2 separate regions of the Mus musculus genome follow, and region 1 is linked to region 2. A link is a loop called in an ENCODE intact Hi-C map of the cell type or tissue named here. Cell type or tissue: left cerebral cortex. All regions are shown on one strand. Links, peaks and the distances in the headings refer to the core of each region. The heading gives the core; the rest is flanking DNA.

Region 1 (7,692 bases), core at 1,464-6,463, 130 kb after region 2:
TGCCCCCCAACCCCTGCCTGCAGTGCTTTAGTGCTTTGCTGTCAGAATCCTACCCCCTTTGCAATACGGTGTAACTCCATCTTCCCCTAAGAAGCTGTCAAGGCCAGGTCTGATTCAGTACAAGCAAATACAGTAGCTGTATCCTCACCCTTGTATGGAACTGAATACACGATGACCAGTATATCTGCATTCTTCCTCCCGGATGGAAGTGCCTGGAAGGCAAGGGCTGCCTCTCTAGCCACAATATTCGGCTCCCAGGAAGCGCCTCACTGCTCTTTTCTGGATGCGATGACAGGAGTCCCGCAAGGCAGAGAAACTGAAATACAAACAAAAAGGCCCACCTTACAAACACTAGCTCTCTGAGTACTTCTCTTAGGATGAATGTCAGTTAGTTCAGGACCCCCAAAGAGTTTTTTTTCCATAGAAACTTTGGCTCTACACACCTCCTTAGAAAATATATTTTAAAACCACTCGCCGGGTACTGATGGCACACTCCTTTAATCCCAGCACTTAGGAGGCAGAGGCAGGCAGATTTCTGAATTCAAGGCCAGCCTGGTCTACAGAGTGAGTTCCAAGACAGCCAGGGCTACACAGAGAAACCCTGTCTTGAGGGAAAAAAACAAACAAAAAAAAAGCACAGAAAAACAAAGAAACCACTCTGCTTTGGCCAAGCAGAGGTATTACTATAACAAGAGCTATGGGTTCATATTCATACAGGTAGCTAATCAACGGGGTTGAAATCAACGGGAACAGAAAGCAGTAATACATGGCTGGTTTCATTACCAGAGCATTTGGAGACCCAAAGAACATCTTAATATTGACTACTGTGATCATTAACATTGGCCAAACACCCTCAAGAGGCAAGGCAATACACGGAAGAGAAGTTGATCAAACAGGTGTACTCCAAGCTCAATAAGACTGTGCAAGGGCAGACACAGCATTTGAACCTGGCATTATAGAATGACCAATGGGGCAGATAACGAGACTGTCACATGGGATTTGCCCTAAACCTGTTGATCCACCTTGAACAAGTCCTTTGGCCACGCATGGAGAACTTCAGCTTTGCCATCTGCAAGGTAACACTATCCTTTTGTCATTCATAAAATTCTGGGTCTGTTCCCATTCACTTGCTGTGAGAGTGGTAGAGGCCTCAAAAAGACAGAGCCTAAATATCCAGTGGAGCTAAGCTCATGTCTATGTGTGGCTGATGCTCACTATAAAGCCTACCCAGGCACCAACACAGTCAACGAACTTGGTCCCATGGGGGCTCCCAGAGACTGAACCACCAACCAACGAGCAAGCAAGGGCTGGACCTATGCCTCCCCTCATATATGTAGCAGATATACAGCTTGGTCTTCATGTGGGTCACTCATCAACTGGAGCAGGGACTGTCCTTGAATCTGTTGCCTGACTGTGGTTCCTGCTCTCCTAACTGGGTAGCCTCGATTGGCCTCAGTGGGAGATGATGTGCCTAGTCCTGCAGTGATTTGATGTGCCAGGGTGGGGCAATACCCAGGGAGGTCTCACCCTTCTCAGAAGCAGGAAGTGAGGAGAGGGACTATGTGTGTGTGTGGTGGTGGTGGTGGTGGTGGGGAACCAGGAGAAAGGGGACTGCTATTGTAAAGTTAATTAATTAATTTTAAAATGAGCCCTTCCATGCATGTTTTCTTGGGTTTTGTTTTGTTTTGTTTTGTTTTGTTTTGTTTTGTTTTGTTCTTGCATGGTTTTCTGGGCCCTAATGGTGGTTTTGTTATTCCCTTTCCTTTTTTGCAAGAGAAGACTGTATTGATTACATTTCCAAGCTCACCTCACAATGTCACCCCCTCTGTTTTATGTAATCCTTTCTTATCATCTTATAGCTGTTCTCCCCGCCCCTAGCCCCTCCCAAGAGGATCCATTCAACCTGAGAAACCTACAACATCTGGTTTGAATGTGCTTTTGTAAAAGGTGCACGGTTTTTTGCTTTGTGCCTATCTATTTTTAAATCTCTAGCCTGGATCTCAGGTTGTATATTTCTGCTTTCCTGGGGAAGCTGGCAAGGACTCCCCACTATCCCACCCTCCCTTCCACCTCTGAGGATAACTGAGGGCCAAGGGCGATCTGCTGGTCCTGTGCTCTGCACAGGATAAAAAAGCCGGAAGTGGCCACCCTCGCCGCCAACGGAAGCGAATCACAGCGGAAAGATGAAGCGCGGAACTCACTTCATCCGAATCCTGTTTTTTCCACATTGTGTGGCTGCAGGAAAATTACTCATTCAAAACAAACAAACAAAAACTAACAAACAAACAAACAAAACCTCCACTTCTTGGTCCCATAAAATAAGGGGGAGAATAAATCATTGAGGGTATTGAAAAGGTTCTATAAGAGAGGCTCAGAGCAATAAGTCTTGCTTAAATTCTAAGTAGATGGCAGCTGAGTTTAGCGAGACTTACCTAGCAAAGCATTCACAGAAGCAGAGCCCCCCGGGTCTTATGTGGGAGAGATAACTGGGAATGAAAACCACATGAGAAGCCTAGAGCTTTAAAGACATGGACAGTGGAAAGTCACACAGCTAAAGATCTGATCATTAAGCTTTAAAGTCCCCCGGGGTAAACGATCCAGAATAGAAACATACAAGGGTCAAAACTGCTCTCCTCTACAAAACTGGTCTTCCACGTCTTCTTCTCTCCTCTCTCCCTCTCCTTCCCTTCCTTCCCTTTGTTAAACTAGGCACTAGCTTTCCTCAATCCCAAATAAAAGTCTCCCGCACCTGTAAATATGCCAACAATCCGATGTCAGCGTCATCAGACTGCTGTACCCGGGCCAATCTTTATCCCAATGTTTGCTATTCAAGGAAACGTAGAGCTACAGAAAGTTAATTAGTGCCTAAGAGGTCTATAAAGGCCATCTGCCCCACAACTCTTTTACATTCGAGGACGCTGGGTACGTGAAGAAGCCTCTGCCACTGTCATTTATTTTGAGCAATGTGTTCTGCTAGGCATGCCACGATCACGCACGCAACTCCACAACTGACACTCTGATGTCTCCGAGTTCTGCATGAAGACAGAAGCAGCTCAACATTTCCATAGAGCGAAGAAATACTCTGCAATCCCCTCTAGAGCTACTGTCCTAGAGAGGAATACGGCTTAAACGCAGTCACGTGTTGCTGAACCCCAAAGCCTCTCCCATCTCCTCACCAGTAACCTTTAAAGGGCATACCCTGGGGAAACAATGATCCACAGCCAGTGCCCTTCAGCGACATGAACTCTGGGCTGTGTGTCTAAGCAGCCGGAGCCAGGTGAGTCACAAAAGTCACGCCCAAAGCCACAATGATCAGAGCAGGATTGTGAAAACCCCAACCCCGCCCCGCCCATAGCATTAGCTCAGGGACGCAAACTGTCCGCTTCCTCAAAGAGATGGCTTTCAACAAGACTAATGATTCATATGAGATCAGAAAATCTGGTGTGCTTCTATTTATACCCTCCAAACTGGTTCAACTGCCCGTGCAAAGTGTTCACACATGAGATAGCATCTGCTGACTTTCAGCAATTGGAAAATTACATTTTTCTTTTGTTTCTTAATATAATATTTGTACAGTTGTGTTTATTGTTTAGGTCAGTCTCTCTCTCTCTCTCTCTCTCTCTCTCTCTCTGTGTCTCTGTGTGTGTGAGAGGGAGAGACAGAGACAGAGACAGAGACAGAGACAGAGAATAAATAATTTGATTTTGTATTTTTCACATTAAGGTGACCAAAAATAATAAATATATTGAATCTTATGATTCCAGAAGATTTCTAAAATAGATACATTTGAAATTTTCATTGGTCTTACCACTCTGTCTGTACAAGATGTATACAGGAATTTCTGAAATTTTGTCATACTTTTCTGCCTAATTTCGGGTTGCATAAGTTTCTTTCTATCAAGTCAACTGCATTTATTAAGACATAATTAACCTATTTCCACATTTAATCATCTAAGATATATAAAGCTCTAATCACAGCTTTAGATCAGCTTGTAATCAATGTTATCAAACTGAATTAATTTGACTCTAATCAAAAGCAAAAAAATACCATGACATTCTAGTTAATGAAGGCAGTTTTATTTTCAGAAATGTGCAATGCCTGTGGAGCTTTTGGGGAAAAAATGAAAAAAAATTAAAAATCCTTCTAGGCACATTTAAAGACTCCCAGGGCCCAGATTCCCCAAGAGGCAAACCATATCGGTGTAGAGTCTCATAAGGGGCTGAATACAGAAGTTAGAAGGCAAGGACACCTTTTATTTGTATGCATTTCCCAAGAAAAATGCTGAAAGCTGGGGTATGAACACAGTGCTTGCCTTCTAACGTTTTCATTTCCCCATCAGAAATAAGGGAGAGAACATTTAAGATAAAGAAAAGTAGCCATCGACAGCTCCTTCACCCAGGGCTGAAAGCTAATTATGTAAGAGGAAAACAACCCGCTTATTCTTCCTTCAAAGGAAACCTTGTGGTATTAATAGTTCCTCATTTTCTTCCGAGCCTCAGATAAACTCAAGCCGTTTGAGGATTTAAAAAAAATTCCAAAATTTCATCCGGGACAGATTAGTGCTGTTTCATGTGACTTGAATTTAATAATCCTGGACTGAGGCAGGGGTGGGAGAAGAATTCACCACCGGAGGAAGAAATTATTTTCAATTATGGATCAGTGAACAAAGCCAGAAGTTTTGACTCAAACCCCAAAGAGAATCAATGTCCATTTTAATGGCAAACCAGCACAATCGGTATCAATTTGTGGTCAATTACACCCATGGTTTTTTTTCTTGTTTCTACTTTGAGACTAGGTGTTCAGTGTGACTTGCCTGAAGAAATAGCATATAATTTGATGGCTGGGCTCTAAGTAGATCTGAATGGAGCAGCAGCTCTCACCCTTCCTAATGCTGCCGCCCTTTTATACCGTTCCTCACGTTGTGGTGGCCCCCAACTGTACAATTGCTTTTGTTGCTACTTCAGAACTGTACATTTGATACCCTTAAGAATCCTAATGTAAATATCGGATATGCAGGATATCTGCTATGCGACCCCCAGTCGGATCACAACCCACAGGTTGAGAACTGTTGAACTAGAATCTCATGAATTAAGGAGGGAGTCAAAAAATAATTAAAAAAAAAATTAAAAAGCAAACAAAAAAAGATGGAAACAGATCCTGATTAAATTGACCTGACAGACCAATTGACCTGACAGAACACCCTCATAGAAGCAGGGCAGGGGGGATGGGATAAGGACTTCTGGGGGGAAGGGATAACATTTGAAATGTAAATAAAGAAAATAGCCAATAAAAATACAATAATAATAATTTTAAAAAGCAAACAAGAAGGATGGAAACAGTTCCTATTAAACTAATCTGACAGACCTCTTGTATGCTTCTTACTCAAGTTTACAGCAAAATTTAACTCCCAGAAATTAATAGGATAGATAACCTTCACAAAGCTTTTCCTGGCTGTTCTTAGGGCATTGATGTAGCTGGCTCTGTGAAACTGTGGACATCCAGAACAACAAATACCGCTAAGTCAAATACAAACCACAAGAAAAGAGAGGCAACAGGGACAAAGTCATCCATAGCAGACAGGTACTCTCCGCAGTTGTCAACGGTGTGTACACACTACTACGGAGGAACTCTGTGTTTAAGATCTGAAGCTTTACGCCAATGCCACATTCCCAACTGACCCCAGGAAAAGGGGTGGGGAGAATGCTTCCAAACTATTTCTGTCGTCATCCTAAGACACGTTCGCTGACCTGAAAGCAGGGGATGGGTTTCACGGACAGTACCAGCTCCATCTGTAATAGCACCCAGCGAACTTGGGAAGCCAAGCAAAGATCAGGAGGCAACTTATTAATTCATTAAGGAGATGGAAGGAGTGCTGAACGCACAGAGCATTTGGTGCCTATGAATTGTACTTATTTTTATCTTGGTTATTATCATTGTGCATCTATATGTCATATATGTGTGAGAGTACACACGTATGATGTGGTGTTTGTGAGAGAGTGTGTGCATGCGTGCACACACATCACAGTACCCTTTTGCATCAAGGCAAGTGTTATTACCCTCCCCCCACTACCTCCCTGCCCTTATGTCTGCAAATTCTTATCTTATTCCCCTTGAGTCTAACCCAGAGAGATTAGCTCAAGGCTGAGAGATCTCCATTCTGAACTGGCACCCGAGTCAGTCATGATGCTGGATGTTCTAGGTGACATTTTTAAAAATACCAACTGAAGAGAGTGTTCTTCTAGCTACATACTCTGAAGGAAAACCTCATCTGTGCCACTTTGAAACCGACAAGAAGAGCCGCAGGGACTAGGTCTAATTTAGACCGTTCCATGACACAATCTTCCATCGCCTCCCACTTTATTTACATGTTATTTATGCTCGCTGAAAATTCTCAGGGATGAATGCAGTAGCAGTGGCAACTGTCATTTTTACCACATAACGTCAAAAGAGCTTAGAAGCTACGGGCACCTTGGTACTTTAGATGCGACGCCAATGATTGAAAACAATGACTGAACTTTTGAAAAGGTCATTAGGAACAGTCCGGTCCTTCTAGAAGGGAGAGCCAGCTACGCTTGCCCTCCCACACAGCAGCAGTAAACTTTCACAATTGTTTTAAAAGTAAACTACTGGCAAATGAGCTGACTTTTCCAGGAAAGTGGGGGGGGGGTGCTTAGAAGAAGAAGGTTGGTAGAGTGTTTCTCCTTTTTGTCTGATTTTGTTTTTGTTTGTTTATTTGTTTGTTTGTTTGTTTTGGTTTGGTTTGGTTTTGGTTTTGGTTTTCGAGACAGGGTTTCTCTGTATAGCCCTGGTTGTCCTGGAACTCACTCTGTAGACCAGACTGGCCTTGAACTCAGAAATCCACCTGCCTCTGCCTCCCAAGTGCTGGGATTAAGCATGCGCCACCACTGCCCGGCCTGATTTTGTTTCTTAAACCTGGGGAAATGGTCCAGGTGATACTCCTGAAACTCCCGTGGGAAAACCAGAAATAAAATCCTTTGGGCTTAAAGAACAAGCCACAGGGGAAAAAAATAAGTGGTGATACGGGGAAGGGAAACAACACATTATGAACTCTGCCCAGATAGCTACATGTACTTTTACATAATAAAGTGCAACAGCTGAGCCTTATGAGCAAGAACTAGAAGAAAATTTGAGCTGAGTCACAAAACTCAAGAGTTTTCATCTTGAATTCACCCATGACTGCTGCCTATAATAAACAGGGGACAAAGACAGATACAAAGGCTCATGCCTGTGATCTGAGCACCCAGACAGGAGGATTGCCACAAGCTCAAGGCCACGTTGGCTTTGTTGTGAATTCCAAGACAGTGTGGACTGCAAACTGATACCCTGTCTCAGAAAACAAAACAAAACAGCAACAGCAACAGCAACAGCAACAGCAACAGCAACAGCAACAGCAACAGCAACAGCAACAGCAACAGCAACAACAAATCTCCAAACACACAAATATAGCAGCAGCTGGGACAAGATCCTTCCAGTCGCCATCTGCACCAAGAGCTTGGCCTGTTCCAGAGCCCTGTGTACACAGATTCCACCAGGAAAGAGCTGGTATTCCAGGAGTGCTGACACAGGCTTAAGGATCCACAGGAGGAACAAGCTCTAGCCAGAGACAGCAAGAACATCTAGCACCAGAGATAACCAGATGGCAAAAGGCAAATACAAGTATCTTACCAACGG
Region 2 (7,692 bases), core at 841-5,840:
GAGACACATTAATAAAAATAGGCAGCGATTGGTGAGATTTAAAAATGGATGAATCCTACAGAGAGGAAAGCAATGATTTACGTCTTTTAAAAGTTAATGTAACTGATAAATTCATAATAAGAGAAACTAAAGGAAAGAATAAGGGAAGTACCCATATCAGGCATGAAGACTCTTAAGGAGCCTCGGCTATTACCATAGGCATTTAAAGGGAAGGCGTAGATATACAGACCAATTTTATACAATAAATTGAATAAATGAAAAATTTTAAGTATTCAAAAAACCATACCTCTTCCAAAAAGACAGTAGACGATAAATATATCTTCAAGGCATCTAATAGTTGCCACAGAAATTAGAATTACATCCCCCACCTCCCCAAGAGAACTCTGGACTCAAATGACTTCACTGGTGAATTCAAGCCATGGTTTTGGGAAGGAACAATACCAATCTCAGAGAAACTTGTTAAGAAATGAGAGGTGACAGAACTATTCCTAAACATAGTTTGCGAGTCAAGTAAAGGCCAGGTAGCTCAAGATGGCCAAGATATTTCATAAAAACTAAAGGTTAATCGTGAATAAACACAGAAATTCCTTCAGACTACTAACAGCTCAGACCCAGAAGACTTTAAAAGAGTCACTCACCGTGACCTAATAATTGGTTTAACATTAGAAAATTAATCAGTTCAACTCACCACATCAACAGACAAAAACAGGAAAACCACATGCTCATCTCAAAAGATACAGAAAAAAAAAATTCAGACAAAATTAATTCAGTACCCATTGCCAACTGAAAACAACCACACCGACATGACCCAGGAAGCTGGCAATAGCCGGGAAGTCTCTCAACCTCTTAAAAGGAATCCACAAAGCTCCACAATTAACATCATACTCCATGGTGAAAGAAAAATGCTTTCCCCTAAGGTCAAGAACAGAGTAAAATCTTTCAACCTCACGCAGGAAGTCCTGACCAATGAAATAAGGCAGGAACAAGATAAAGGGTACTGTAAAGGAAGAACGAATCTGACTTTATTTCAAAAGCCATAAAAATTCCTAAAATTGAAAATAAAATAAAATAAAAAATTTAAGTGAACTATTTAAAAGCAGATATAAATTCAAGATGAGAGAGAATTGGGTTAAATGAGGCAGTATTGAGGAGTGTGGTGTAATGAACTGAGTTTTGAAAGCTTTATAAGATTTGGAGTCTTTTGGGTGTTTTTCAAAATCTTTGTTTTACTTTGATAAAAACGCAAATTAAATTGAAGAGAAGAAGGCAAAGTTCTCAGCAGGCATTAAATTTATTTCTTGGGCTTCAACCATTTCTTCAAAGACAATTGCCTTATTGCATAAAGCCTTCTCCCTGGGCGGGCACCCTAGGAATTAGTGTTGAGTGAGCATTGTGCTCTCTGAAAGCAAAGCGTCTAACAGCTAGAGATACTTAAAAATGCAAGTGCATTTTCGGTTATTAATAGATTTCAATCAGCCCTTGAAATAGAAATAAAGATGTAAATTGTATGCCTAATTAATGAGTTTTAAAAATTGTTCCAGGGCAAGGATGAATCGTTTTTGGCTGATAGCCCCAAGGATCAGGAGCTATTCTAAGGCAGAGATTGCCAGTGAGTCACTTCTATGTATGTGCCATGTGAACACATGTTGAATATTTGCATAAATATTTACACATATGAATCTGTTGATGACCAGCAGCTAAATGTTGGGGGGGGGGCAATTTGATGAGTGTTTATAATAACATGAAAACTTCATCTAAGCTGAAAAACTCCTCACAGGGTTTAGATTTATGCCACTCAACCCTAGTGTTAGTTTCTAGTTTTCCTTCTTTCTCTATCTCCCGTGTTCCTTTCCCCTCATTCTCTCCTAGCTTCAACTTCACAATCCTCCTGCCTCCACTTCCTGAATGCTTGGATTTCAGGTCTGTGTCATCACACGTTATAGCTATCTTTCTGTTTATACACATGAAGTGGGCAAAGACACTAACCAGGGCACTGGGATTCAGGGTTAGAGGAAACCCACTTTAGAGTAAGTGGATCCTGAGAAAGAGACCTGTGAGCTACAAGAACCCACTTCTGAATGGGTCAGAGTGGACATCGTGATTAACGTTTCCAAGCCTCACTTGAGTAGTACTCAGAGGTGCTTAGAGTCACGAATCCTCCCTCCACAGCCAATAGAGATCTGGAATCTGCAGAGGGTGTTGGCCTTGTAAAATATTTTGCTCTGTTTGAAGGGATTTTTGCCTACTTCCCTTTAGACCCAGCCTATGAGTTTTAGTTACAGCTTCTTGGGATGATCTTTCTGACTCCCATCAATGGGAAGGAAGCTTGGCTGGAGACCTTTGAAGGGATTGAGCATGTGTCTCAATGAAGAACAGAGAGCTCTTCATTGTGTCTCAAGCAAGTGAATTCAGTTCATTCAACTCAGGCCAGAGGAGAAATTAAGGAAAGAAAAGAAATAGCATAGCATGCTTAAATTGTGTGTGTGTGTGTTTGGTGGTGGTGGGACCTCAATGACCTCTGCTCCCTTCTTAACTCCTTTAACAACCCTATTACTGATATTATGGGACACTGTTGCACGATTGGACGTTTCTCAAGTTCCATGTTGCTTGCACAACAAACATGAAAACATTCTTCCCATTAAGACAACATTGCACAAAGAAGAACAGAGACACATGCTCAATCCCTTCAAAGATCTCCAGCCAAGCTTCCCATTGATGAGAGTCAGAAAGATCATCCCAAGAAGTTGTAACTAAAACTCACAGTCTGCGTCTAAAAGGAAGTAGGCAGAAATACCTTCAAATGGAGTAGAATATTTTATAAGGCAAACACACTCTGCAGAGTCCAGATTCCTGTTGGCTGTGAGGGAAGATGCATGACTAAATACTACTCAAGTGAGACTTGGAAATGTTCATCACGATGCCCACTCTGATCCACTCCGAAGTGGATTCCTCTGGCTCAGATGTGTCTTTCTCAAAGGCCACTTACTCTAAAGTGGGTTTCCTTTAAGCTTGAATTCCAGTACCCTGTTTAGTTATTTCCTAACACTCATCGTAATGTACTTTTCCTGCTGGAATTTGAATGTCAATGTCTCCATGGGCTCATGACTATTGGGGGCTGCTTGGTGGTAGGACCGAGTAGCGCCCACAACTTCATCATGCCTTCCTGTTGGAACGACTCCAACCCTTAAAACTATGAGTCAGAATAAACCTTTTCCCTCTAACTTTGTTTCTATCAGGCATTTGGTCAGAGCAAGACCAAAGTAACATACACACTTCCTTTAAGACCAAAGTAACAAGTACACTCAGTCTCCTTGGCTTGTCTCCTTCACAAAAGTGTGCCTGTTTCTTTGAAGGCAGAAACATTGTGTCTTGTCTGACACCTCATGTCCTATGTCCTATATACCAGGTTTGGGAGCATCTGACACATGCTTTATAATTTGTAGTTGTGATATTTAGTACTCAGAATTTATTAGTTTTGTTTTGTTCTGTTTTGATTTAAGACTCAGGGAATTAGACCTAGTCTTTAATGAAAACCTTCATTGAAAGGTTCATAAAGAAGGCAGTTATCTGTAAAAAAAAAATGTGTGGTGTATCTGATAAGAAGTGGATGCCAAAGTTACCAGTAGCCTGCTTAGCAACCTCCTTTAGCATCATCCGAATAGTCCCTAGTCCTGAAACATGACTGTCGGAAGTCATGCTGAACACATGCACATGCTGTATGTTTTATTCATGTAGCGATTGCTTCACTTACACATGTAATCATCTTAGCCAGGCAGTACACATGTAATCATGTAATCACTAGTAATATATTCATGCCATTATTTCTTCCTTTTATTTACTGGGGATTGATACAAACCAGAGAGATTACCTAAAGCAGTGGTTCTCAACCTTCCTAATTCTGCAACCCTTTAATTCAGTTTTTCTTGTTGTAGTGACCCCCACCCATAAAATTATTTCATTGCTACTTCATAACAGTATTTTGCTACTGTTATGAATCCTAATGTAAATATATGATACGCAGGATATCTGATATGGGACCCCTATGAAAGGGTCATTTGACAACCCCCCCAGGGGGTCACGACCCACAGGCTGAGAACCAGTGCATTAGAAGAACTCAGTGGATTCCCTGGAACAGTTTAGAAAGCTATTCTCAAGTGCTCTCCCCTTTAGGTCAGGGTGTGAGTACACTGACTTTCAGCATTTTTCAAGCTTCAACATACTGAATCTATCTGAGCTGTCCTTCCATTAGCTAATGAAAAGTGGTTACACTTTGACTTGGGGATGTTCAGACAAAATGAAACATTGAATCCTTTATACATACCCACAGGGACTGAATGAAACACACACCAGGTAGGCTTTATTTTAGGAGCTAGGCTCTGATGTAAGATATATCTGAAGGGGGTGTCTGTCGGTATCCATCATGAAACTTGTCCAAGTCTAACTCATACACTAGTGACCAGTCAATACTAGTACATTTGAACTCCAACCTGCAAACAACAGCTGAAAATGCCCACTGGTACTTAGAGGGAGACCATTCCCTGTTGATGCATATTTGGCTTCCTTTTGATATTTTGAAAAACTTAACAATGGCCCTGTGTTTAATTCTGTTTTTAATGCCTACTGTGAGATACACAAAACCATATGTATATTGAGGACAGAGTTTCTTGAGCTCAGTTTTAGATGCTGAGAGCCAAAGATATGTAGCCATGCCAGTTAGCAGACGGCATAAAGAAGGCATAATAGCACACATGACAGGAAGAAATCATATTGCAAGACAGAAAGCTAGATAGCAGCCCAGGAGGCAAGCTAACACTTTCCTTTCTCTCTCTCTCTCTCTCTCTCTCTCTCTCTCTCTCTCTCTCTCTCTCTCTCTCTCTCTCTCTCTCTCTGTGTGTTTGTGCAAAAGTGTGTGTAACACATATGTGCCCATGAGTATATATGGCCAGAAGTAACACTGGGTGTCAGTCTTTGGAAGCTATCTACCTTGTTTTGTTTTGTTGTTGATAGATTATCTCCCTGCACATTCACTGACTAGGCTGCTGTGCTGACTGGCTAGCTAGCAATCCCCAGGGACTTGCTTGACTTTGCCTCCCTGGCATTAGAACTAGCGACACCAACTATGTTCTCATTTCTGGGGTCTGAACTCAGATCCTCAAACTTGCCAGCTCGGCAGCTTATTGACTGAGTATCTCTGCAGCCTCTAGCTCATGTTCCCTTGACTGAGTATCTCTGCAGTCTCAAGTTGTTTCCAATAACTTTTTTATTTTTTTCATGAAATCTAACTCGGGGTCTCATGTGAACTACTTGAATCCTTCCTGGCAGCAACAGCCCTAAAAAAAAATCTAGCAACCTCCCACCTAGCACCCACCCACACACCTCTGTTCCACTACATCACCAGACTGAAGACCAAGTCTCCCAACACATTAACCTTTCAGAAACAATAGCCAAGCACCGTATGTACAATGAATTAAAATGTATATTCATCATTTGATGGATGTGTGTGTTTATCTATGGTCTAAATTCCTCAAGTTGAAAATTTTGCATCAAAAAGTGAGAATGTTTAAAGAAATATAGTTATTTTGACCTGCCAGCTAAAGATGCTGTACCAAAATACACTCCCACTAGCAATCCAGGATTAGCCTCTTCTTCCTACCCTCACTAACAATTTAGATTTGTTTTATATTTGTTTATCCAATGGAGTAAGCGTGGTACTTCAGTGTGGCCTTATATCTCTTACTATCAGTAGGAGTGACCGCTCAATTCATGTTCGGTGTCATCTGTATTTTGGGGAACTGTGAGTTAAGGGACTTTTATTCATTTGCTTTGGGTTGAATAATTTTTCGTTGGCATTTGCAAGAGCCTTTTCCCATATGTAGGAAGTTAGCCTTCTGACTCTGATATGAATTGCAAATACTTTTTCCCCACACATAATCATTTGTCTTTTTATGTTGCTTAAAATAATTTTGCCAGGCAGAGAATCTTTCTCCATTTTTATGTTGTCAAATTCATTGCTGTCAGGTTTCACTTCGGTTTTATGATGATGTCTCCATTTGGAGGGAACAATTAGTTTCTTTTGGTAATTTTGACTTTGATCAATCTGTGAATTATTTTGAAGAAGAGTATAAGATATGTAGTCAGCTACTCAATACTTCCTAGCTTTTCAGCACCATTTATTAAATAATCTTTCTCTTCCACAATGATTCAAGGTTTCGCCTCAAGGAAACTAAATCTTCCCACTCAACATATAATGTTTTGCTATTGTTACTCAACAACTTTTAATCTTCCTACAGAAATGTTTAGCCTGTTTCATATGGTACTATACCTTCATAATTCTTGAGTTACTCCTATATGTTTTTCTTTCTTGTTGTTATTTTGCTAACACAATTAAGTATCTTTATTTCATTAGTATCTACTGGCAATCTAATGTGCTATCCTTTCTATTTGTTTTGCTTACTTACATAAATGCTATACTAGCTTTTTGGAAAAGTGCACTTTTATATGGACTTTCAAGAGCTTTAGCATGCAAGATGGCTACATCCTGAGTTGAGCCCAGAGGTTCTCAACCTTCCTAATGCTGTGACCCTTTAATACAGTTCATGTTGTAGTGACCCCCCCAACCATAAAATTATTTTGTTGCTACTTCATAACTATAATTTTGCTGCTGTAATAAATTGTAATGTAAGTATCTGATAGGTAACCCCACAGAGGTCATGACCCACAGACTCAGAACCATTGAAATCATTGGAAACCCATATGGTAGAAAGAGAACAAGTGACTTGTAAGACGTTTGCCATATGCACGGCAGGGTATGTGGCTGTCATGCACACACACATGCAAGAATAAATGAATAAATAAATACATACATAAATACATAAATGTAATTTAAGAATAACCCTCACAGATTCCCAAAGACGATGAGCATTTAAAGCTAAGAATTAAATATGCACACCAGGAAGCAAGTCATTGGCAACTAGAGCTTGTCAACATAGCAAATGACCCTAGGAAACAATTAAGGACTTTGCGTGTTATAGTTATTAATTGCTGAAGAGAATATCCATATTTGGCATATTTAAGAAGCGAAGGATAAGCTCACATGTGCCTATAAGAAACAAGTTTTGAAGCTTCTCGAGGTCTTGAAAATCAAACAAAGTGAATGTGTAAGAAATATAACAAGACAGGGTTTAATAGGTGGATGCATGAGCGTTATCGGGTCAAGCTGGAGAGAAAATTAACAAACTAGAATATAGGCCAAAAGAAACCGCCCATAACAGAAGTCAGAGACAGTAGAGATAAATGTGCCTGTGGGATAGCAATCAGGCACTGCAGAGAAAGCCTCATAGCATTACTGAAAATGCACCAGAAGAAAAAAATGGGGGTTACAGCCGTATTTGAAGAGGTGACAGTCAATTTTCCAGAAGAAATGCAAGAATGAGTCTAGAATTTCAAAGTTAGGTTAAAAACTGAAAACAACACACATGCTTGGGGCGTAGTCACATCTGCACACACTGGCTAAAACATGGGGAATGGAAGGAAAGTGGCCGCCCTTGAAGGAGCGACCAAAGGAACGGCCAACTTCTCAGCTGTAATTGTAGGAGTCAGTAAAGGGACCAACATCATCAGTGCACCCCAGACACCTGCCAGCCTAGAACTCGTGACACTACTTTTCAGTGATGGGACAGAAAGGAAGGCACT

The links. A loop is a pair of places that touch in the nucleus more often than their neighbours do. Peaks named below come from ENCODE experiments on the same cell type or tissue, not always from the same donor. Only the 100,000 strongest peaks of a DNase experiment are listed, where the experiment ranks them.
Region 1: it touches region 2 in a loop (2.6-fold over the local background); 1 of 42 quality-filtered maps calls a loop at or near these places.

What each region holds. Positions count from the first base shown.
Region 1 is chr8:34,619,551-34,627,242 of GRCm38, forward strand. B930018H19Rik (RIKEN cDNA B930018H19 gene) reads right to left here. Exons shown (of 5, transcript NR_040706.1): 2 at 149-316. Among named protein-coding and RNA genes, the nearest start is that of Gm34096, 17 kb to the left of the region's middle. In left cerebral cortex, for the core only: no CTCF peak of the experiment used is centred there; DNase peaks (open chromatin) are centred at 3,362 and 6,299.
Region 2 is chr8:34,494,045-34,501,736 of GRCm38, forward strand. It overlaps the pseudogene Gm8268. Among named protein-coding and RNA genes, the nearest start is that of Gm40489, 8.9 kb to the left of the region's middle. In left cerebral cortex, for the core only: no CTCF peak of the experiment used is centred there; DNase peaks (open chromatin) are centred at 2,911, 5,346 and 5,727.